Linked DNA regions of Homo sapiens: regions 1, 2, 4, 5 and 6 are each linked to region 3. A link is a contact called in ENCODE Hi-C or POLR2A ChIA-PET data. All regions are on one chromosome and are shown on one strand. Each heading gives the region's core, a stretch centred on a gene start or an enhancer-like site at or near the end of the contact. The rest is flanking DNA. Distances are from core to core; before and after follow the strand shown.

Region 1 (4,218 bases), core at 653-3,152, 1.3 Mb before region 3:
CCCTTGGTAGCTGAGAACTGAACAGCCTGTTGGGTATTCTGCAGATGGTGGGGTGAAGTCCTCAGCTCCTTCTTCTCCTGCCTTTCCCCACAGGTGCAGTGCCTGGGCCCTTCCTGCCTCTCTTCCTTCTTCAGGATCCAAAGCCTTTTTAGTTCTCCCCATTCTAAACCCAAAATAATCTCCTCAGGCCCATTACTTCTCTAACCCAGTGAATGGTGTTGAAAATGCACTCTTCCATTATATCAGTGAGACCTTTGTATTTTAAGCATCTCATCAACCATTAGGGCTGGCAAGCATCCCCATGCCCTGAAACACAAGAATTTTGTGAGAAGGGATAATGGCATTTTAGGAGGCCCAATCACCTGACCCTCCATCAATCTGAATATTTTTGGCGGCCTGGGAGTAAAAAGAGACAACCTATAACATCCCTCCCCACCCCCTGCCCCAGCAGCCTTTGTCCCCTAGCCCGGGTCTCTACGGGAGGGATGAAATCTGGCCCAGCAATGCTGCAGGGGAGGGATGGTGAACCCTGGTGCCTTCCTCTACATCTTCCTCCAGGACTTCAGAATCCTTCTTCTCCCCCTTGTCCATCCCATGTCTCTCTCTGGCCCTGGACTCCCACAGCCATCCTCAATCCTAACTCAGAAACTATGTTTTTTAATTAATATTCAGCAATTTCCTTGGAATACAATCATCTGCTCTGACATGCTGAAAGGCACACTCTCTGGCCCTGATATTATCCTACCTCCAGTTTTAAATGTATGACAAATATATCCCTGCATCCTATAACTACTCTCCTCGATACTGCAGGAACGTCTGTAATGTTAAATGTTATCACGCCTAAGAAATACCCAACCTCCTGAATCGGAATAGGGAGACTAAATTCTTCACTGTTTCGTACTCCTAAATAAAGATTATTCATGCAATTTACAGTAACTACCTCACAGCGCCAGGGTGATGATTCAATGATAATTCATGCCAACTGTTTAGTACCTAGGGCCTGGTACATACAGAGTGCTCAAAATTTAGCTGTTATCATTTACATACATTATCTTTCACAATAGTACCTGAGGGTAGATATTATACCACGCCCCCCCGACCCCCGCCTCTAATTTACAGAAACAGTAGCCCCGGCTCGGAGTAAAGGAGCTTTCCCAAGGTCAGTCAAGCAAGGATGTGATGCTCGGCCTTCATCCTGCAAGTGAGGGATCCCTCCCGTTACACTCTGGACGGGCGGGGCACTGGAGGTCTTAAAGGAGACAAGTATGGAAAAGCGCCGAGCACAGTGATCAGCACACAGTGGGGACGCCGGGATGGGAAGACCGCGGTACTGCAGGTCACCTGGATTCCCCCCGAGCAGCTCCCCGAGCCCGGGAGTCCAAAGCCCACCCCGCTCCCAGCCGTGGGCGCGCCACTGAGTACCCCAGAGGCCCGCGCCCCGGGGCTTTGTAGGCAGCAGGCCGGCCCTACTCACCGAGTCCCATCGCGGCGCGCAGAGGCGGCCGCCCGGCGCCCAGCCTGCAAGGCCGGGGTCGCAGCGGCTCGGCCCGAAAACCCTCCATGCCGGCCCCCGGCCCCCTCTACGCCCGGCCCGCGCCCCCCACCCCCGCCCCCGCCCGGCTGCGGCCCGCCCGGAAGGGGAGCCTCCTACCTGCAGCGGCGGCGCGGCAGCCGCGGCGACCGGGGGAGGGGCCGGCGAGGCGCGAGGGCGGGCGGCCTGGGCTCCTCTCGCAAGCAGGGCGGCCGGGAGGGCCGCGGGCTCCCGAACGCCGGGCGGCGGCGGCGGCGGCGGCGCGCCCCCGGCCGGCCAGGCCCCGCCGCGCGCGCCGCGGCCACAAAGCCCGGACGCCGCCGCCCCCTCGCGGACCGCCCGCCGCCTGCCGGTCCGTCGGCGCCGCCGAGGAGGGCGGGAGCGCGGCCCCGCGCCAGTCCCCACTTCCCCGAGCTGCGGCCGCCGGCCTCCAGGGGACTGGGGCGGGGCGCGGGGTGCCCCCCCGCCCACCTGCCCGTCCGCACCGACCCCGCTCCTGACATCCTCGGGCTGACGTCCTCGTGCTGATTTAGTTGCCTTTTTTCCCCACCTTTGCAGAGGAGCTCCTGAAGCGGCCCGAAAAACTGTTTTATTTCTATGAACAACAAAAGAATACATTTGTCACACGGGATTTGGCGGCCATGAACACGAGTTAGTTCAGTCCAGGTCCCCCGACTGAAATAGGCCCTTTTCTTTTAGGACTCCTTGATACTTGGGACAGCGAATCCCCCTATGCTGAGTTTATCAGAACTTCTGTTAATTTGTGGAACGTGCCTCCCCCAGGAGAGCGACTGTGCTCACTGGAGCCCAGGACCTGTCTCGGACACTGTGCTGACTCATTTGGAATTAATGCGTGTGTAAATGCATGCACAACAGCTCAAACTGTCGGGACAAGCCACCCTTTGCTCCTCCCGCAAACAGAGTGGCTGGATGTTTCTTTTGCCCTGGATCCATTGGGAAGACTCCAACCCCAGAGAAAGGCAGAGAAGGCTTTTTAACTTTTTTTTTTTTTGAGGTGAAATTCGCATAACATAAACCACTTAAAAGCGAACGATTTGGTGGCATTTATTACATTCATAATGTTGAGCAACCACTTCTATCTAGTTCTGAAACATCCATACTCCATTAAGCAGTAATTCCCCAGTCCCTCCTTCCTCCAGACCCTGGCAACGACTCAGCTATTTTCTATCTCTGTGAGTTTACTTTTTTCTGGGTATTTCATATAAATGCAACCATACAATATGCGGCCTTTTGTGTCGTTTCTTTGACTTAGCCTGTATTTAAGATTCATCCATGTTGAGGCGTGGATCAGTACTTCATTCCTTTTTATGGCTGATTAATATCCCATTGTATGTGTATATTATAATTTGTTTATTCATTCATCCCTTGATAGATATTTGGGTTACTTCCACCTTTTGGCTATTGTGAATAGTGCTGCTCTGAACATGCCTGTACACATATTTGAGTACCTGTTCCCAGTTCTTTTGGATACATACCTAGGAGTGGACTTTCTGGGTCATAGGGTAATTCTATGTTTAACTTTTCCAGGAACTGCCAAAAAGTTTTCCACAGCAGCTGAATGAATCATTTTACATTCCCATCACCAATGTTTGAGGGTTCCAAGTTTCCACAACCTTGTCAACACTTGCAATTTTCCGTTTTTGTGTTTTAATTCCTTGAACATTTTTGAGACTATTGCTTGCCCTCCCAACTCCCACTATCCATAGCCCTAAAGTAAAAACTGATCTAGGTTTTCACTATGTACAAAGAATCACGCAACCCTTTCTTTCTTCCCTCAAAAAACAATCCAGGGCAGAAGCACCAATAAAAATAAAGACCCTAAACTAAGAGCTATACTGGTCCTCATTCTTTTTCTTTTCTTTTTTTTTTTTTTTTTTTGAGACAGAGTCTGCTGGAGTGCAATGGTGCAATCTTGGCTCACTGCAACCTCCGCTTCCCGGGTTCAAGCAATTCTCCTGCCTCAGCCTCCCAAGTAGCTGGGACTATAGGCATGTGCCACCACTCCTGGATAATTTTTGTAATTTTAGTAGAGACAGGATTTCGCCATGTTGGCCAGGCTGGTCTCGAACTCCTGACCTCAAGTGATCTGCCCACCTCAGTCTCCCAAAGTGCTGGGATTACAGGCATCTCATTCATTATTTTAACAATAATTTGTCTGATGTCCAGGAGGCCTTGAAATTGTCCAGAGAGCCTGGAAACTAAAATTATACCAGGGGAGTTGCTACAATGTGCTAGCAAACAAGCTATGATACCACACCGAAAGCCAAGGCTGTACATCATTTACACTTGTTTTCCACTTAGTGCCATATTATAAGTCCATGAAGATTCCCTTCTTACATGCAGATACGGTCAAGGGAAAACTATTGGGGTGTGACATTGGAAGGTCAATTCAGATTGGAAATTTGATTGATAAAGTGATACAGTGTGGAAAAAGCACTAGATAAACGTGAACTAAGTTAAGCTCCTGAATCTCAGTTTTCTCATTTCATTTTTTTTTTTTTTTTTGAGACGGAGTCTCGCTTTGTCACCCAGGCTGGAGTGCAGTGGTGGCGCAATCTCGGCTCACTGCAAGCTCCACCTCCCGGGTTCACGCCATTCTCCTGCCTCAGCCTCCCGAGTAGCTGGGACTACAGGCGCCTGCCACCACGCCTGGCTAATTTTTTTTG
Region 2 (3,965 bases), core at 17-2,516, 1.5 Mb after region 3:
AGAATTATTCCATCTTTATGAAGGCAACACTGATCTCCACGAGCACAATCATCCAAACGGAGATGGGAACCCCTGTTCTAACTCTCTCAGAGGCCTGAAGTTAGTTTTCTAGCACTCTCTCTCACACAAGGGAAATGCGCTTACGGCCAGTTCAAAATCTGCAGTAACCTGTGTCTGTTTATTAGGGACCTCTTGGGCGCAGGTAAGACAATATTCTTTCCCTGCAGCTTGAAAGAAGTGAAATCAACGGATAACCACTACCGGAACAGAGTTCAGACTGCAACTCATGAGATCTCTCAGTCCTTTCCTTCAGTGAATTCTTCCGAGCCCTTTTCAGGTGCAGCTTTGAAGGTTAAAACGAGACACTAGGACCAGTGGGTCCCTAAGAGGCGGCAGCACAGACACAGGTGTGCTTCCCTGCTCCGTGGTTTTACGGACGAAATTCTGAAGCATCCTTAGAGACCAAGGGTCTACCCATGGGGTTCACCAGGCCTTCTTTCCCGAGGATCGGCCCTTGACTCAAAGAACTGGGGCGGGGGAGAAGTCGCTTTCTAGAAGCCGCCCGACCACACCGCCACCATATTCTCCTCTTTCCCTCCGCGGCTCCCCGCACGTTCCCGGGGAGAAGAGCTTCCAGTCTCTTCCGTGGACACCCAAAGACGCCGAGCCTCGGCTCCCAACCGGGAGCGGCCTCCGTGGCCGGGCCGCAGGCACTCACCGTCGTTCTCGTCGCTGTGCCGCCGCCGCGACATGCTGCCCTCCGGTGCGCCGCGGAACCGAGAGGCCAGGCGGTAAGCGCTGCAGGAACTGTCTGGCCGCTGGCCGACGCAAGGACAGCTGCAAGGCGCGCGGATGGGCCGGCACGCAGGCGCACTAGCTCGCCACGGCCCCGGAAGCGCAGGAGAGGCCGCCGGGTGGGGCTAGGCGCTGCGACAGCCGGCGTGAGGAAGCTCAGTGGGCTACGAACGTCTGGCACACATGCAACCGCCCCCTCGGGCTGCCTCCGCCTGCCGGCTACTTCTTTCTCCCGCCTTCCGCTCTATGTCCTTCCGGGGCCACGCAGAAAGTGCCGCCGCTTTGGCCACTCAGAGCCCCCGGGCCGCGGTCGTCGTACGCCTGAAGGCGGGTCGTGCCGGCGGCCGCTCTAGTCTCCGCCTCCGCTCAGGCCGGTCCTCCGGGGCTTCTCAATGGTTTCCCGGTGGCCTCTCAATGGTTTTCCCGGCGGCCCTTGCGCCGACGCCAGGAGACTTCCGGAGCTTGGTGACGTCACGAGCGAGCTTTTCTACCCAAATACGCGGCGGGGGAATAGGCTCGAGGGCGGTGAGCAGTGACAATTGCTAGGCGGAGACAGTGCAGGGAAGAGAGACCTTAGAAAGGATCAGGACTGGCGGGTATGTGCTCATCTACTCCCACTTTCCGGCTTTTGCCGCCTTGGGAAAAGTGGGAGGAGAGGTTGGGCCAAGCTCGGCATGCGGGGTGGGGCCTGGGCGGGAGGCGGTGCCGCACGTGCCGCCCCTTGGTATGGAAAGGCCGGCCCTGACGCGAGCGTGCGGCTCCGGGCTTGCCGGCTGGCCGTCATTTTCCTTAAGTTGTTTGCTTAGGAAGGAACAAATGATTGTTTTAGTAATCTGTTTTCAAGGGTTATTGGGTACCTATATGCCTGTGTGTGAGCGTCCCCTCCCCTGATGTCTTTATGAGCACCATACTGGCTTATCTGCTTTGTCCATGGCCATCTGAAATTTCACTCTCCCGGCCTAATTCTCCTTCGGTCTTACCCATTTCAGTAAATGACGTCATCCGTCGGCCGCTTAATCCAAAAATTTAGAGTCTTTCTTAGCTCTTTTCCCTCTTTTTACATAACAATTATCTGTAAACCCTGCCTGCTCTGCTTTCAACACAAATCCAGAATCAGATCGTGTTACTGCTTTGTTTAAAAGTCTCCTATGACGGCCGGGCGGGGTAGCTAACGCTTGTAATCCTAACACTTATGGGAGGCCGACGCGGGCGGATCCGCTTGAGCCTAGGAGTTCAAGACCCACCTGGGCAACAAGGCGAACACCGTCTTTACAGGAAAAAAAAAAAAATTAGCTGAGCCTAGTGTTTGGCGCCTGTAGTCCCAGTTACTCGAGGGGAGGGTTGGGGGCCGAGGTGGGAGGATCCCTTGAGCCCAGGAGGTCGAGAATGCAGTGAGCGGTGATCGCACACTGCACTCCAGCCTGGGCAACAAAGTGAGACCGTGTCAAAAAAAAAAAGTCTCCTACGACTTTCCATTGCACACTCCATGCCATGGCCTGTGGGGTTCTACTTCTCCTCACTGTACTCCAACCACTCTTTCTGTTCTTACAATAAGTCAAGCTTGTTCTTATTTTAGGAACTTATACTATTTCCTTTACCTGAAGGTCTCTGGTTCTAAATCTGCGTGGCTGGCTCTTGGTCACTTAGGTCTCAGCTCAAATGTCAGGTCCTTAGTGAGGCCTTCTTTGGTTACCCAATCACTGTTTTATTTCATTCAACGAATATTATATTTATTAGCATTTAGCACCTCCTAGGTGCCAGGCAGAGTTCTGAATGCTGAGGATGTAGAGGTGAACAAAGGAAAACCCCTGCTCTCTTGGCGCTGATATATTCTAACGACCCATTCAGGAATACCCACAAATAGTGCCATCATAGGTAGTGAGCAACGGGAGAGTGGTAGATGAGATCAGAGAGGTAGGGGGAAGGTGCTCTGTGAGGACTTTGGACATTATCCAAGTGAATTGAGAAGTCATTGGAGTATGATTTTTTTTTTTTGAGACAGGGTCTCGCTCTGTTGCCCAGGCTGGAGTGCAGTGGCACGGTCTTGGCTCGTTGTAACCTCTGCCTTTTAGGTTCAGGCAATTCTTGTGCCTTAGCCACCCAAGTAGCGGCAATTACAGACATGCGCCACCACACCAGGCTAATTTGTATATTTTTAGTAGAGATGGGGTTTCGCCATGTTGGCCAGGCTGGTCTTGAACTCCTGGCCTCCCAAAGTGCTGAGATTACAGGCATGAGCCTCTGTGCAGGGCCAGTCTGACTTATTTTTTTAATAGTTACTTCTCATGCTCCCAAAGGAGGAAGATAGTTCAGCTTTTGCAGTAATTCTAGCTGCAAATGATAGTAGCTTGAACTAGGGTGGTAGTAAAGATGGTGGTGCAAAGTGATCTGATTGGATTGTACTTCAAAAGCAAAGCTGGCCAGGCATGGTGGCTCACCCCTGTAATCCTAGCACTTTGGGAGTCCGAGGTGGGTGGATCACAAGGTCTGGAGATTGAGACCATCCTGGCCAACATGGTGAAACCCTGTCTCTACTAAAAAAAAAAATACAAAAATTAGCTGCGTGTGGTGGCGTGCAGCTGTACTCCCAGCTACTCGGGAGGCTGAGGCAGGAGAATCGCTTGAACCTGGGAGGCGGAGGTTGCAGTGAGCCGAGATCACCCCACTGCACTCCAGCCTGGTGACAGAACGAAAACCGTCTCAAAAAAAAGTATTTTCTGAACAAGTGAATGATAGTGTGAGAAAATAAGGAGTCAGGAATCATCCCAAAGTTTTTTTTGTCTGAATAACAGGAAGAATAAAATTGTCTTTTACTCAGATAAGGAAGACTGGGGAAGACGAAAGTTTGGTTTTGAACAGTTGTATTTGAAGCTGAAGCTAGCTGGCTTCACACACAGTGTAAAATTCACACACAGTGGGGTATATGAATTTGTAGTTTGGGAGAAAGGCCCAGGTTGAAGATATAAATATGGAGTCATTTATTATATAGTATTCTAAACAGAAAATTTCCTTTATGTTTCCCTTTTTTCTTTTCTCATGTAATTTTCAAATATTTACAGAAGTAGGGAAAATTTATGATGAAACCCCATGTACTCATCATCAACTTCAGTAATTCTTAATTCATGGGTAATCTGGTTTCATTGATATTACCTCCTCTCTCTCAATTATTT
Region 3 (3,623 bases), core at 818-3,317:
AGTAATAAGCACCTGGACAGCTTTGTATTTTGTGCATACCATGGAGACTGTAAACTCCTCCAGGACATGGACTGAGCAATGTTCTGTGTCTTCAACTAAGTCCACTACTGTTACTTGAATACATGAACGCTTCTTGTGCTACTTCTGGTGGAAAAGAGTGCACTGTGTTATTCAAGTTAATAGCGGTGTGGAAATGTTACCTGTGTTTCATGCCTAACTATACTGATTCTCCCAAATGTCCACACAGTTATCCTGCCTTCCTCCCTAGGCCAATGTCAAAAATCCATTGTTTCCTCTAATGCAGGCCCACGTGAAGGGACTCAACAATGTGCTAAGAGTCGGAATGAAGCCTATCTGATACTCAAATCATGAGGACAGAATCCAAAGTGGATAATAAAGACCAATTGCTCATCAGACGACTGAAGAAGAAAAATGGGCTACGCCAGATAGTATGATGTATACATATTTATATATATATATGACATACAGGTTTGGGAAACTGAGATCTGAGTGAAAATCCTAGCTTTAGCACTTAAGTTATTGGGTACTTAACGTGTCTGTACCCCACTTTGCACATCTGTAAAGTGGGGCAAATGCCACTACTCCTGGGAGTTTACTTGTGGTGATTAAATAATGTAATTATACAATAGTGTATGCATTTACATCGTAGTAATGCACAATACATAGACGGTAGCTATTAGGACTGATTATAATCGTCACCGTCAGTCTTGATTTTTTAAAAAAATTTCAACATCTTTTGTCCAGTTTCAGAAACAGAAATGTACTTTCACTGCATTTTAGTTGCTAACACTGAGGCTGTGTATTTTAGCTTCTAGTGTCTCAGTTCAGCTGCTAACGAAGTTTTTCACTCATCCCTTTGTGGATACCAACCACCTACCCCAACCTGATTTACTATTTTGAAAAATCCAGCCAACAGTCTTCCTTGAAAACCAGCTATACAGATGTCTGAATCAAACTATTAACTGTCACTCAAGAAAAGGAACAACGTGAGTGATGTTCCTTCGAGGAAATAAAAAGCGTTTAATCAATTCACAGTCGTTCCCAAAATTTCCAAAACCCGCAGAATGAGCAAACGTTCAAGTTTCCACTATGAAAACAATCCGTAGCCGTCTGGTTACTGGACTCACTTCAACACTCCCCAGACGCACGAAAGAAGAAACATTCCGCGCATCTCCGCGCTTCCTTCTTCTCACACAAAGCCCCCCTGGCTGGAGGAGCAGCCCCTTCCAGCAGGGTCGGCTCGGGTCGAGCCGGGCGGGAGTCAGGGCGGCCTGCGGACCCAGGGGTCTCACCACACGTCGCCCCCGACTCCCACTGGACGAAGCCCTAGAGGCTCGGAGCTCACACCCCGCCCGGGAGCCGCCTTCCACCCCAACCTCAAACCCCGCCCCGGGTTCGGCAGCCTCTGGCACGGACCCTCTTGGGGCGGGGGTCCCCAGAACAAGGTCACGCCGTGCCCAGGGGGCGGCGGCGGGCAGCCACGGCTCTGCCAGTCCCCGCCGGCCTCGCACTCTCCGCCCCTGGCCCTCGCCCACTCACACCCCAGAGGGCAGCCCCGGACCTCGGACGACTCCGCCCGACTCCACCTCCCCGGGGAGTCCCGAGCGGGGCGGCCTCGGGCAGCCGGACACGTCCGCCCGCGCCCGGACACACGCCCCTGCCCCGCCTCCGCTCCCCGCTTGCGGTTCGCCCGGCAGCCGCCGAGCCGCGCGGCGCCACGAGAGCCCGGCCCGGGCCCCGGCGCCGCCACCTGCGCCCCCGGCCCCGCGCCATGTTTGAGAAAGAGCAGGAGCGAGCCAGAGGCCGGGTCCGGCCCGCGCGCCCCGCAGTCGCCCGCCCGCCGCGCCGCCGCTCACCCGTCGCCCCCGGGAGCAGCGCCGCCGCCGCCGCCGCCGCCGCCGCCAGCACGAGGAGGAGCAGCCGGGGACGCGGAGCAGCGACCGCCGCCTCCATGGTCCCGCCGCCACCGCCTGTGGCCCGGCCCGGCCCGGCCGCGCCGCTGCCTCACCCCAGCAAACCTCGCCTCGCCCCACCTCCCTAGCCGCCGCGGCGGCCTCGCTCCGGCCCTTTGTAACTGCTCGGAGGACGCGCGTCCATTGGCTGCCGGGCTCCCGCCGGCCCCGCCTCCCCGCCGCCGCGAGCTGCCAAGCGGGACCCAGCCGGGAGCCCCGCCTGCGGGCCCGCCAGGCAGCCAATCCGCAGCCGCGAGCGCCGGTTTCTGGCCACGCCCCACGCTCCCCGGGGGCTGGGCCGCCAGACCCCAGCCCCGGCCCGATCGGCTCCCGGCTCCGAGAGGCCGCGTGGGGGCGGGGTCTGCCAGCCCCAGCACCGCTCAGCCGCTAGCCCCGGAGGGCCGGGTAGAGCGATGGGTGTGTCTGTGTGAGTCTCTTTCGGAAAAAGGCTGTGGCCGTTCGACGCTCTTTTCTTCTAACCTCCTCTAGGCGCGGAAGATCTGGTACTGCCTCAGCCCCACCCTGACCCCATTCACAGCTCCGCATTGGCAATCCCAGCACATGCCACCCAGATCCGCTGCAGCGCCAGGCCCCTGCATCCACTTCAACTTCCCCTCTCCAAGTCCACGCATCAACTTCAGCATTCCCCCGAAGATCCCTCCTCAGTGCCCTTCACATGCGACTCACTCTCCTATTTCCTCCTGCTCCCAGCGGTCACCCCAAACCCAGCTCCCCCACCCAGTTCCAAACCCAGAAAGTCCTCAGATCCCAGCGTCAGACCCAGATCCTGAGCCCAAACACACCCCCAAATAGCCTCCCGCCTCCCTCCAGCACAGATCCAGGATGGGGATCCAAGCCGCACTCCTCTCAAACCCCTTCCCGATCCAGGTTGGAAAGGGAGGATCCCCACCCCAACCCCTCAAAGGAGGGGTTCCCCCTTCTTAGCACCCAGCTCCCGCGGGGCGGAGGGGGAGCAGTCATCATTACTTTGAGCTGTGTCTGACACTGCTGTATAATAATCCTGAGGTGTCACTAAAAACCCAAATAAACTCTACGTTTTCATTCTGAATTCCTAATTTACTGCGAGACGCTCCACCCACCTTCCCTCTGCGACGCCAAAATGAGCTCCAGATTTGTAATTCTTCCTGTCAGACTAGTCCTTTCTTCAGACACAAACACAGCCAAGGAGGCTGTTACGTAGAACAGAGAATATTTTTCCGCAGAACCTTTTAAGGAGGAAATTTTATTTTCTGTGTCATTTGAGCTTAGAATTAAATAAACCTTGATAGCAGGAATCAGAATGGTTCTGATTAATGCCAATTTGTGCACTACTTTAGAGTCACTGGGTGAGCATTTTCCCCACCTGTGAAGGCTTCCTTCCGGGAGATGAAAAGGGAAAAGGCGTGGATATTGGAGCTGGGATCTGAGACCCGCGCGCTTTCTCCCTCCTGTCTAGGACACTTACTTAAGCAAGTCAGCTAACCTTTCTGAACCTCCAACAGGCTCAGAGGCCTGCAACTTGCTCTACACCGCAGCTCCAGCAGCCTCAGCAGCAAACTCCCCTCTTGCTCAGGCTGAGGGATTCCAGAGAGATGGCTTCTGGCAGGCTCCAGTCCCAATTTGCCCTCTCAGTTCCAGTTTCTTCAATGG
Region 4 (3,748 bases), core at 1,118-3,617, 1.4 Mb after region 3:
TCAAGCCCCTTCCTCGGGGCCGAGAGAATTTTGAGCGTTAGCCGTCTCTCGGTCGCCGGCTAATAAAGGACTCTTAATTCATCTCAAAGTGTGGCGTTTTTTTAACTCGCTCGGGTACAACACTTTTACTTCCTCTTCGTGGTTCTTCTTCATGAAGAGCAGCTCCTCCTTGAGAGCTTCGATCTCTGTCTCCAGCTGCAGCCGAGTGACACTGGTGTCATCAGTGACCTCCGGAGCCCATGGATGTGGCTCTCCACAGACTGGCGCATGGCCAGCTCTGTCTCATACTTGACTCTAAAGTCATCAGCAGCAAGACCAGCATTGTCAATCTGCAGAACAATGCAGGCATTGTCCACAGTATTTGTGAAGATCTGAGTCCTCAGGCCCTCAATGGTCTTGAAGTAATGGCTCATCTCTGACCTGGGGTCCCTTCTTCTACAGGTGCTCCTGGATTTTACTCTCCAGCTTCCAGTTCTTGGCCTCCAGGCTCCTCATTCTGTCCAGGTAGGAGGCCAGGCAGTTGTTCAGGTTTTGCACGGTCTCCTTCTTGTTCTGGATGCCTCTCATTCCTGCCAGACCCCTGGCCATCCCCGCGGCCAGGCCCCCGGAACCCATGCTGCTCAGGTAGCTGGTGGAGCGGGACATGGAGATCCGGGAACCAGAGCCCCCGTGCCTGTACAGACGCTGGCTATGCTGCTGACCAGCCGGACACCGTAGCTGGGTGCCTGGACAGAACCCAGGGACCGGTAGTTGGTGGAGAAGGTGGAGCGAGTGGTGAAGCTTATGCTGTCCAGGGAGGAGAGTGAGAGGACAGGACTCAGGCTTTGCCGACGACTTTAATTTTTTTTTGAGACAAGATGTTATTGTGTTGCCCAGGCTGGAGTGTAGTGGTGCCATCACAGCTCACTGCAGCCTTGACCTCCTGAGATGGGTTCTTGTTACATTGCCCAGGTTGGTCTTGAACTCCTGGTCTCAAGCAATCCTCCTGTGTTGGCCTCCCAAAGGGCTGGGATTACAGACATGAGCCACTGCACCTTGCCAATTATTATTATTTTTTAATAGTGACAGGGTCTCACTGTGTTGCCTCAGCTTGTCTTGAACTCATGACCTCAAGTCATCCTCCTGCCTTGGCCTCCCAAACTGTTGAGATTACAGGTGTGAACCACTGTGCCCAGCCTAGTTTTTAATTTTAATGAAGTCCAGCTTTTTTTCTTTTGTTGCTTGTGCTTTTGATGTTATGGAATTTGAAATAGTTTCACCTGGGCAAGATTGATGGGTAGGGAGAAAGAAGGATCTGAGGGGAAGGGAGATGGGGATGGCTTGAGATTCTATCTCCAATTCAACCTAAGATTTCAGCAGGTAACTGCTTTATACGAGGTTTTGCAGCTTTATGTATATATGACCGATAAATTAGAACACTGAATTGTGTTTCTGAAAGGTTAACCATTGAACATTAGTGGGAAACATCAGTGTGTGAGGTTGTCTTTCTAAAAGCCAGTCCTAAATGGTACATGTAGTAATTAGAAGTTAATGTTTTCTGGTTTCAATTAAGCATTATTTGTAACAAAGGGAAAGCATACATTTTTGGGAAAGCCTGCTATGTTTCTTTTGTTACACTAGCCACACTTTTGGGAAGTCAGGATATTTGGCCCAGATCCAAACCCACTGTCTACCTGGCAGTAGCTCATCCTCACTGAAGGAATATTCCATGGGAAAGATAGCCAACCTTATGCATATCAGCCTTGGAGCAAGTCCTGCATTTGCCTGAGGTCACACAGCAAGTTAACTGGGAGTTTCAACCCAGGTCTTCTCATTTTAAATCTAAGGCTGTGTCTCTAGGCCGTGTATCCAACATAAAATCAGGACTATCATCTGTTGGGCTCTATGACTGGCACTACTACTACTCACTGTTACCATTTTTTGAGGTCTTCTACGTGCCAGGTTATTGTCCTGGCAATCTAATCCTCCCAAAGACTCGGTAAATGGTTCCATAATTATCCTCATTTTACCACTGAAGAAACTGAACTCTGGTTAAATAACTTGCCCAAGGTCACACAGACTTTAACTGTCAAGAGCTCAGACTTAACCCAGGCCTGACTCCAAAGCCTATACTCTGAATCACCAAGCGAGACCTATTTTAAAGGTGACCAGGTCGTGAGATATGATCTCAGCACGGACCCTTCTCCCGGATGACAAGAGAGCAGGTAGTTAGGCGGGTACTCCGTGTCCGCGCATACCCAGACTCCGCCCAGCGCCCGGGCAGGCCACCCCGAGCCCCTTAACTGCGCAGGCGCTCTCACTCAGAAAGGCCGCTGGGTGCGGGGAGCGCAGAGGCGGTGCAGGGCGGCTGGCTCGCCTCGGCGTGCAGTGCGCGTGCGTGGAGCTGGGAGCTAGGTCCTCGGAGTGGGCCAGAGATGGCGGCGGCCGACGGGGCTTTGCCGGAGGCGGCGGCTTTAGAGCAACCCGCGGAGCTGCCTGCCTCGGTGCGGGCGAGTATCGAGCGGAAGCGGCAGCGGGCACTGATGCTGCGCCAGGCCCGGCTGGCTGCCCGGCCCTACTCGGCGACGGCGGCTGCGGCTACTGGAGGTTTGGGCCGCGTCCGCGCTTTCCCCTTCCCTCTCCCCGCCTCCCCGGTCCCCAGACTGGCTCGTGCAAGCCGAGTCCCGGGGCCCGGGGGTCGCGTCAACTCCGCTGGCGTATGTGTGCAGATTCTCCCCGAGTCGGAGAGGGAATCCGCCCAGCCAGCCGCCTTGTCAAAGCGTCCTGTCCACGACCACAGAGCGTTCCTCTGTCGCACGCGGGCCTCCTGACCCCCAGCCCCGGGCCTTCTTCGCTGCACCTCGGCTGCTGGCAGCTTCGATTTTTCGTTTAGGGATGCAGCCGCCCCGGCCGGGAGGTGTCAGCCACTGCCAGGTGTCAGGGCCTCAGCTGTCCCGGAAAGAGGAGTTAGACTAGTTCTTGATTCTGGCCTCTATACCTAGAACTAGTTGATGGAAGAGGCAGATCTTGGTGTTTGTTAGGGAGAGCTTTCAACAATTAGAGTTGCCAAAAGTGCAATGGATTGCTTCTCATGAGCTTCCCGTTACTAGAAGCGCTCAAATAGGAACTGGAAGAACGCTTACTTATGTGGAGGAGAGGAGATTCAGCAATCAGAATCTCCTACTCAGCAATCAGAAGAAGGGACTGGATAGTAAACCTTTAAGATTCTAATCCATAGATTCCATGAGTCTATTTCTTGGACATGTGACCTCTGCGATTTCTTGGCAAAAACTAGTTGCTCAAAACGTGTTTATTGATTGAAGTAAATTAAGGACTGATCTCTCATTGCAGATTATTCTCTTATAGAATTTGCCACTGGGGTCAACTAATAATCTTTAACAGGATACTTAAAATATAGTTTGGTTGACAGGCAGTTCTTCAGGGCTGCCTCTATAACATGAAGTACATGTGTTCCTAAAGCTCTATACTGCCCTTTGTCGAGCACAGTTTAGAGCTGTATTACTCTTTTTTATCAGCCAGATGTAGTGAGAGTGAGAAGAGTCTGAGGCTGGCAGCATGTCTTGATGTTCATACTAACACCGAAACTGCAAATTCCAGCTACTTTTGATGGTACTGGTCTCATCCTTTCTACTTTATAGTGGTTACCTTTTATTCCTTTCTAAACTTGAGGCACGCTAGAGTCAGACAGAAAGTTCATTTGCACTGATTAATTCATAGTCATGATTCCATAAAGGTTTCCAGGTCTACG
Region 5 (3,870 bases), core at 158-2,657, 1.2 Mb after region 3:
CAACACCACCATCTAGTGGCAAGCGCAGTAATTCTGGCCCAGTTTTATAAACACACACATACACACACACGCGCGCGCGCTATATATATATAAAACAATGATTTTCAAACTTGTTTCTCCAGCTGCACAGAGCTGTCCCTCCTAAAAAAAATGGCAGCCTTTTCCAAGTTGTCCTGTAAAAATGACCTGCCAAAAGACACTATATGAATTTGATCAGTTTTATCTTATTTTTTAAACCACAATCTTTAATTATTTGGCTCCTCCTGCTGGTTATTTTCTACCAGAAATCAATGACAAATGGACAGACATGGAAACATCTTTTCATGGTTGTTAGACTTTTCAATCTGTGACTCATATGCTTTTGAATATTTTATACTGCAGATGTTAACAGATAAAAAGATAAAAGATTTTAAAATTTCTCCCAGAAAGAGAATTATATACAGAGAAACTTACTAAAGGTGAGAGACAGCATTACAAGTGGGTAAAAGATAGGCTATCATTGCAAGGACAACTGGTCATTGCATGGGATTAAATGATTCTTGTTAGCTCTTAGCTTCTCAGAGCTGTCCAGAAACGACAATAATCCCCACAATGCACATGGCATGTTGACTCTTATAATTCCATTCTCACTTCAGTTCCGGTAAGGTGTGGAGCACAAGAAACAGTTCCCACTCCTTAACCCCTAGCACATAGTAGGGCTCCTTTATAACATCCACCACACTTGAAATAAGACTTATTTGGGGTTGTTTCTGACAAAGCATAACTTATATTATGGAAAAATTTCCCACCACCCAGGGATAATTTTTTTTTTTTTTTTTTTTTTTTTTTTTTTTTTTTTTTTGATACGAGGTCTCGCTCTGTCACCCAGGCTGGAGTGCAGTGGCGCGATCACGGTTCACTGCAGCCTCAAACTCCTGGGCTCAAGCGATCCTCCCGCCTCAATCTCCTGGGTAGCTGGGACCACAGGTGCCTGAGAATTCTTAACATTTCTTAACGTCCAGTCCTTCCGCTCTGTGTTAATTACATATACACATCCCTTAAAAATTAGGGTCATACTGGACGTATAGGTTACTTAATAATGTTTCGAGAGAGACATAGTTGCGAGTTCTTCATGGAGGTGTGTTCCCTCTCAAAAAGCGCGGGAAGCCGGAGTCGCATTCTACCCTAGGAGGGCGGGCAACTGTAGCAGCTGTGTGTAAGATAAACGAGATTGGGGTCCCGGAGGGGCACACGCCCGGGATAGGGTTCGAAGCCCCATGGAGAACTCAAAGCTTCCCTCAACGCCACCCTGCGCGCGCACATTCTCCTGGGTTCGCGGGACCTCGCCGGCGAGGCCACTGCGCATGCGTCAGGCATGGAGAGCGGAAGCGGAAGGTTGAATGCGTCGGGTGGGCACCTCAGCAACCAGTAGCCATGCGCGGCTTGGAGGAGTCGGGGCCTCGGCCTACAGCGACCCCGTGCGGCTGCGTTAAGCCGGCTCTGGAGACAGGTAACTTCCAACACCGGCGGTGCCACACTCTGGAGAGGTTTAGGCCCAGGCAGCGGACTTCGTTGCCGAGAGGGGTGTAAAACGCACGATCTGGAACTGACGTGCGTCATTCTTTTACCTACGGCGAAGGCACGGGTCACGTGCTGCGGAGACCACGTGATGTGCTTTGGCGAGCGGGATGACGTCATCTGGCTTGTTCCGCTTTGTTATAAGACTTGTACTGTCTGCGTAGTCTTGGCTCAGTAGCTGGAGCAGCTACGTGCAGCGTAGGGGCTTTTCTCTTAGGGGTTTCCTTGCCATAGCGTATGGGAGATGGTGTTAGGCGGGTTAGGAATTAATAAATGCCATAGAGAGGCATCCTGCGCTGTAGGAATGAGGACAGAGAAGGGGGAAAGTTTCTGGGGGAGAAAATAGTTTTAAATTGGGCCTAGAAAGACAAGGCATGAATTTGTTTCTCTTTACTCACACGTTTTCATAGAGGAATATATTAGCTTTAGAAACTGGAAAGCAAATGGAAGAAAATTAAAATAACCTGCCAGAGAAAGCCATTGTCAATATCTTGGTGTCTACCTTCCACGCTTGTTTCTTTGCATACACACTTGGAAAGTGAGGTACTATACGACCTGTTTAGTAACGTTAAAATAATTTAAAAAAAAATCTTAACAGGGCAGTTAATGTTAATTATAACACTTTGGGCCGGGCGCAGCGGCTCATGCCTGTAATCCCAGCACTTTGGGAGGCCGAGGTGGGCGGATCACGAGGTCAGGAGATCGAGACCATCCTGGCTAACACGGTGAAACCTCGTCTCTACTAAAAAATACAAAAAAATCAGCCGGGCGTGGTGGTGGGCTCCTGTAGTCCCAGCTACTCGGGAGGCTGAGGCAGGAGAATGGCATGAACCCGGGAGGCGGGCTTGCAGTGAGCCGAGATCGCGCCACTGCACTCCGGCCTGGGCGACAGAGCGAGACTCCGTCTCAAAAAAAAAAAAAAAAAATTAACACTTTGTTTTGTTATTATTAATTTTTGTAGAGGCAAGCTCTCACCGTGTTGCCCAGGCTGGTCTCAAACTCCTGGGCTTAAGCAATCCACCTGCCTTAGCCTCCCAAAGTTTTGGGATTACAGGCATGAGCCACTGCAACCAGCCTAACGCTTTGTTTTAGATATGTGCTCTAATTTAACCAGCTTCCTGTTACTGAGCATTTAAGTTATTGCCAGTTTGCATTGTTCTAAAAGAAAGCTCTTGAAGCCGAAATGTTTGTGTACATTCTAAAGTTTGAACTTTGTTAAATTTCTTGGAAGTGCTATTACCTGGCCAAATGTGCTTATTTAAAAAAAATTGTTGCACACTGCCGATTACAGGTCTCATATTTTGACAGGAAGGAAAACGCAGAAGCCAGGGCTCAGAAGTCTACACAGTATAGGTTTGGGGAGCTAGAAGTCTAAAGTGTTGGATGGAACAGGGAGGTGGGAACCTTTGGATTCTGATTGTGAAGAAACTTGAGTACCAGGCTAAGAAATACAAAGTCTGTTAACAGTGGAGAATATGAAAAGTTTAAAGTTAAAGAGTTAGCATAACACAAGAAACTCTAGGAGTGTTGAGGATTCGTCTAGAGTATTTTGAGAAGGGGAAGAACTTGCAGTGGGGACAGAAAGCCTAAGAAGGGTAATTTAATAGTACAGGTGGAAATGAAAAGGACCTGAACTTATTTTCAGAGCAAGACGTGTAGACAATCCTGTACACAAAAAACCCCACATTGATTGCTTGCTGGCTTTTTACTTATTACACAGTTAATACAGTTGTAATGTTTAAATGAGGAAAAAGCCTGAGCAGGGACTTTAAAAAGCACTCCTTGCTGGGCACCTTCTATTTTATTGGATGCTTTCCTATTTTATTAGTACTTTTACAGCTTTCCAAAGTAGGTAGTATCCCTTGTTTTATAGATGAGAAAACGGATTCAGAGAGAGAAGCTAGTTTTTCCCATGGTCACACAGCTAGTGTAGTGGCCCTGTGTTGTTTTTATCCTTTCTCCATTCTGAAACCAGTCCTAATTCTCTCATGCTCCTTTGAGGAACCACTTCTCCCCATTTCCATGAGGTTCTTGTGCTGGTTTTTGTCATACCTGTGCTTATTTATCTCTATCCCTGCAAAGGCACCTAGCTAGAATTGTTGATTTACTTGTCTTTCTCTGTCAATGTACTGGAAACCCTTGAGGACGAGAACTGGTTCATATTTGTACCCCAAGTCCTTAGCACAGTGCTTACCAAAATGGTAGGTGTTTACTGTTCTTTTGGGTTTTTGTTGTTGTCGTTTTGAGATAGGCAAGAAGAAGAAGACCAGAATTCCCCTTGGCAAACGGTGTCAGGTCTCTGCTTCAAATAGC
Region 6 (3,795 bases), core at 1,287-3,786, 1.1 Mb after region 3:
GCACTCCAGCCTGGGCAAGAGAGAGACTCAGTCTCAAAAAAAAAAGAAAAACAGAAAAAAGAAAAATGAACACCTGTAGATATACATGTGTTTTTAAAGCAATATTACTTCATATATGAAAACATCCTCTAAGGGGAACAGCAGACCAACTGTGTTTCCCAGAGGGAACACTACTCTTGAGAATTTTAAAAGACCTTTAGTTTGAGCATATCCTAAAGAATTCAAATTCTAGATTTTAACGCATTTCTGAAGACCCACGTGTGTACTTCTCTTGCGGGCACTTTGGCTAATTTTAGCTACTCCATATTCTACGGATTTGCAATTACGCCGCAATGGAAAAGTCTGGAATAAACACCTTCTCAAGCCAAGAAAGCCTCTCAAGTTTTGAGGCGCGAGCTGGGCGATAGGCTAGCACGTGGCGGGCACAAAATGTCTGACGGAAGGTCGGAAGAACGCACGCCCGCGACCCTCCATCTCGCAACCCCCGGAGCGGCCCACCCTCGCGGGCCCTCCGGGAAGGACAGCGCCGTGCGGTGGAGCCCGGCCCGCCCCGCGTTAGTGGTGACCTCAAAGACTAGAGAGCAAGGATTTAAAATGTCGAGCACACCAGGTAAACCCTGGTCGACGAATTCCCACAAGTTCGCGACTTGTTAACCACAGCCACCTGAGGGCACGAAACCTGGCCGCTCGCTTAGCCCAGAGCGGGTCGGGAGGCCCCGCGGGGCCGCCCTCCGCGGGAAAGCCACTGGCCCGCTGGGGCACCCGGCCGCGGCGCTAACTGGCCCGCGCCGGTCCGCGGCGGGGGGGGGGCTCGCGACGGCGGGCAGCCGCGCTAAACCCGGGAGACGAATGGGGCAATTCCCACAGGTCGGACCCACGCCCACGCAGCCGCGCCGCAAGAGGGCCGCCCTCAGGCCCCTACAGCCCGCAAGGCGCGCGGCCGACCGCACCAGGCCGCTCTCAAGCACGTGGGAGGCCAGAGGCCGCCCGGCCCACGAGCCGAGCCGAAGCCCGCCCAAAATCCCGCGCGCCCGGCGCGGGGCGGGGGCGGCCGCCTGCCGTTGCCCTTTTAAGAAGGGGGAGGGGGTCGGCAGCGCGCCCGCGACGGGATGAGTCGGCGGCGGCCGCGGCGCGCGGCTCCCGCCAGTGGGAGCCAAGCCCCGGCGGGGCGGGGGGAAACAGACCGAGGGCTCGGCGCGGGAAGAGGCGGCCGCCAGCCAGCGCCGAGGGCGGGCGGGCAAGGCCAAGCTCGTGGGCCGGCTCACCAGGCGCAGGGAGACGGGCACCCGCCAACATGGCGCTGCGGCGGCCTGTGGCGCGCCCCGGCTGGCGTGAAGAGCCGCCGCCCGCCCACACGGAGGGGCCAGCCTCCCGGGGCAAGGGCAGGGGCCCCGGGCGCCGCCGCCGCGGCACAGGGGGAAGGGCGAGGCCGTCGCCACAACGGTTGGCCTTGGTCGACCCGGGCTGCCCCTGGGAGGCAGGAGTGGGCAAGGCCGAGGGCGAAGAGGGAGCGAGAGAACGGGGGAGAAAGTTTTATTTTTGGGCTTGAAAAATGGCGGGAACCACGTCCTTTTTTCAAACTTGGCCTCGGGAGGGGCGGCGGTTGCGCCACCTCCGCCGCCCTGGCCCGCCCCTCCCCCGCTCCGCGCGCCGGGCCGCGCCCGCCCAGGCCTCCAGGCGCCCGAGGGGGCTTCTCGCTCCCTTCAAAAGAAAAAAGCCCCCTCCTCGCCCCACGACTGCTGACCTCGGCCGGGCCGGCGCCCACGGCGAGCTCCGGCCACAAGAGCCCCCGTCCCGCCCCACCCGCGCCCCTTCCCCGGCCGGCCCGGGGCGCGCGGAGCCCGGCCTGGCCCAGGCGGGGATGGCCGCGCAGCTCCTCGGCAGGCCGGGCCTCCGCCCGGCCGCGCATCCCGGGAGGCTGCAAACATGGCTCCCAGCGTTACACAACCCCCGCCTCCCTCTCTCGCCGCCGGCCACTTGCACACGCGCTCCCTCAGGGGAAAGACCCCGGCGGGCGAAGCGCTCAAAGTTTGCTTTCCCCCACACCGCTGCCTCCCCCCGGCCGCCCCAGGGGCCCGCGGGCGGCAAAGAGTTAATCCTCGCGCGCTCGCTCCCCCCTCCGCGCCCGCCCGCCTTCCCCGTCCGAGCCCACGAGCTGCGCTCTTCCCCGCGCCGGGGCCGGCGAACCCTCAGCCCGGGCCCCGCAGGTGGCCACCATTACATGCAAGTCATCGGGGGAGAGGGCACCCAGAGGGGTCTCTGCTTACAGCTGCCGGGGTCCGGTTCCTCAGCTCCAGGTGGATCCTCCTCTTCATGTCCATGTTCCCCTCTTCCCCCCTCTTCAAACTTAACTTTCCGCGGCGGGGGCGGAGGGGGGAGAGGCGTCCCGGCTTGCGCAGCGAGGGCCGTCGGAAGGGTTTGCTAGCGGCGGAGGCCGGCGGCGCGGTCCTGGGTGGCGGGCGGCGTGCGGGCAGGCGAGCGGAGCCCCCGGAGCCAAGTTACTCACGGGAGCGGAGAGAAACCATGGAGGGAAAAGGGGGCTGGAGCGCAGCGCTGGGCTCACTACCGCCGCCCCCGGCCGCGGCCTGCACTGCGCTTAAACCGGCGACGCGGCGCGGCAGCTGCTCGGCTCCACTCGGCCCCGCGCGGCGCTGCTCGGCTCGGCGGCCGCGGCTGCACCAAGGCGGGGCGGGGAGACTCGCGGCGGGCGGGGCGGAGGCTGGGGAAAGGCGCAGCCCGAATAGAGGAGCGACTTCCTCCCTCTCTCCGATTGCACGTGGGGCGGCTGATGTAAGACCTTTCTCGTGGGTGGGGGGGCTTCCCCGCCCCCCGGCCCCCGCCGCGCTGAGACTCCTTCTACCTCCGGCCCCACGTCGTCGCGCCCGGAGCTGGGCTTGCGGCCCGGGCTGGGAGGTTCGCGGGAAGGGTTGGTGGGAAGCTTTGCAGTCCGGCTGCGGGGGTCCCTAAAACCCAGTCCATCCGGGGAGGCTCACGGGGGCGGCCCGACGCCCGCGGAGGCGCGAGATGTGAAGAAGCCGGGGACAGGCTTTGACGTTCACCTTTTGCCTGCCACACAGTCTGGGGCCAACAGGCCGAACCCCGCTGCCTCCTTGGCAGACTGGCGTCCGTAGTGCCGCCGAGGATCCCCCCCGTCGGGACGGAATCGCGGCCGACCGGCCCTGGCAGGGCAGCTGGGGTCGCTTGCTAAGCCACAGAGCAGCCGAGCATCCCCACCCTGTTCAGGAGAGTCTCCCTCGGTTTTCTAACATTTTAATAGGAGCTAGAGAAGGAAACGATTAGCATTTCTAATAGGGCCTCAGGGTTTCCCCGCAGACTTTTTTTTTTAATCTCATTTATTCCTTAGGGCACCCCTGTGAAGTGTGTAAATTCTTGGTGGTCTAAGTTTCGCTGAAACCTGGCAGGCAGCCTTTGTCATGGTCTGGCCCAAAGGGTCCCAGGGGTTAGAGCACCAGATCGGGATGAGTGTTGTGCTTTGCAGAACACCGGGGAATGACGTTATATTCAGCGTACAATAAGTAAATACATAATGTGTCAAATCAAATACAATCTAAGAAGATCGTACTGACAAGAAGCACCAAAAACTAAGAACAATTTGTTAAAGAAAAACTTGAAATTCTATGTATTAACATGAAGTTTTATGGAAGTTAAGAAAGTGCCCCCTTTCCTATTTTACCTAAGTTTTAGTGGCAAACAACCCAAATTTAGTTGTAAACCAATTATATATCAGCTTTTAAAATACTGAGTGAGTTAACATTTGAAGATGAAAGTTTTAGA

What was found. Hi-C counts contacts between places; a loop is a spot of excess contacts on that map. ChIA-PET counts read pairs that join two places held with the same protein, here RNA polymerase II (POLR2A). Pooled maps may share reads with other maps.
Region 1: a pooled map shows a loop between it and region 3 (7-fold over the local background). The contact joins the promoter of MSANTD3 here to the promoter of TGFBR1 in region 3. A Hi-C loop is called at or near these places in 2 of 168 maps with a recorded cell type or tissue (breast epithelium and posterior vena cava) and 10 of 50 pooled maps.
Region 2: a pooled map shows a loop between it and region 3 (7-fold over the local background). The contact joins the promoter of TSTD2 here to the promoter of TGFBR1 in region 3. A Hi-C loop is called at or near these places in 7 of 50 pooled maps. POLR2A ChIA-PET finds 5 or more read pairs at or near these places in 3 of 52 experiments (CD4-positive, alpha-beta T cell, PC-9 and WTC11).
Region 4: a pooled map shows a loop between it and region 3 (4-fold over the local background). The contact joins the promoter of XPA here to the promoter of TGFBR1 in region 3. A Hi-C loop is called at or near these places in 1 of 37 single-sample maps with no recorded cell type and 4 of 50 pooled maps. POLR2A ChIA-PET finds 5 or more read pairs at or near these places in 1 of 52 experiments (activated CD8-positive, alpha-beta T cell).
Region 5: a loop to region 3 is called in a map of ascending aorta, with 8 times the contacts of the local background. The contact joins the promoter of TRMO here to the promoter of TGFBR1 in region 3. A Hi-C loop is called at or near these places in 1 of 168 maps with a recorded cell type or tissue (ascending aorta) and 10 of 50 pooled maps. POLR2A ChIA-PET finds 5 or more read pairs at or near these places in 1 of 52 experiments (activated T-cell).
Region 6: a map of CD4-positive, alpha-beta T cell shows a loop between it and region 3 (6-fold over the local background). The contact joins the promoter of ANP32B here to the promoter of TGFBR1 in region 3. A Hi-C loop is called at or near these places in 2 of 168 maps with a recorded cell type or tissue (CD4-positive, alpha-beta T cell and CD8-positive, alpha-beta T cell) and 12 of 50 pooled maps.

What each region holds. Positions count from the first base shown.
Region 1 is chr9:100,424,827-100,429,044 of GRCh38, reverse strand. It overlaps MSANTD3 (Myb/SANT DNA binding domain containing 3), which reads right to left and starts at 1,902. Exons shown (of 3, transcript NM_080655.3): 1 at 1,652-1,902. RefSeq lists silencers at 1,406-1,525, 1,566-1,795, 1,836-2,065.
Region 2 is chr9:97,630,669-97,634,633 of GRCh38, reverse strand. TSTD2 (thiosulfate sulfurtransferase like domain containing 2) reads left to right here and starts at 1,266. Exons shown (of 10, transcript NM_139246.5): 1 at 1,266-1,391. NCBP1 (nuclear cap binding protein subunit 1) reads right to left here and starts at 813. Exons shown (of 23, transcript NM_002486.5): 1 at 719-813. The coding sequence starts at 752. RefSeq lists enhancers at 316-395, 1-788, 953-1,247, 1,016-1,345.
Region 3 is chr9:99,103,557-99,107,179 of GRCh38, reverse strand. TGFBR1 (transforming growth factor beta receptor 1) reads right to left here and starts at 2,067. Exons shown (of 9, transcript NM_004612.4): 1 at 1,878-2,067. The coding sequence starts at 1,974. RefSeq lists silencers at 1,340-1,849, 1,940-2,539.
Region 4 is chr9:97,695,959-97,699,706 of GRCh38, reverse strand. XPA (XPA, DNA damage recognition and repair factor) reads left to right here and starts at 2,367. Exons shown (of 6, transcript NM_000380.4): 1 at 2,367-2,586. The coding sequence starts at 2,415. PTCSC2 (papillary thyroid carcinoma susceptibility candidate 2) reads left to right here. Exons shown (of 11, transcript NR_147055.1): 11 at 1-82. It also overlaps the pseudogene KRT18P13. RefSeq lists a silencer at 2,206-2,305 and enhancers at 2,856-2,905, 2,916-2,975.
Region 5 is chr9:97,920,037-97,923,906 of GRCh38, reverse strand. TRMO (tRNA methyltransferase O) reads left to right here and starts at 1,407. Exons shown (of 5, transcript NM_016481.5): 1 at 1,407-1,489. The coding sequence starts at 1,414. RefSeq lists an enhancer at 1,355-1,804.
Region 6 is chr9:97,982,082-97,985,876 of GRCh38, reverse strand. ANP32B (acidic nuclear phosphoprotein 32 family member B) reads right to left here and starts at 2,536. Exons shown (of 7, transcript NM_006401.3): 1 at 2,268-2,536. The coding sequence starts at 2,321. The region is part of intron 2 of LOC124902226 (a long non-coding RNA gene); the gene reads left to right. LOC124902225 (a long non-coding RNA gene) reads right to left here and starts at 441. Exons shown (of 2, transcript XR_007061685.1): 1 at 356-441. RefSeq lists silencers at 1,207-1,436, 1,467-1,516, 1,527-1,726, 1,797-1,876, 2,067-2,156 and 2 more and an enhancer at 1,784-2,666.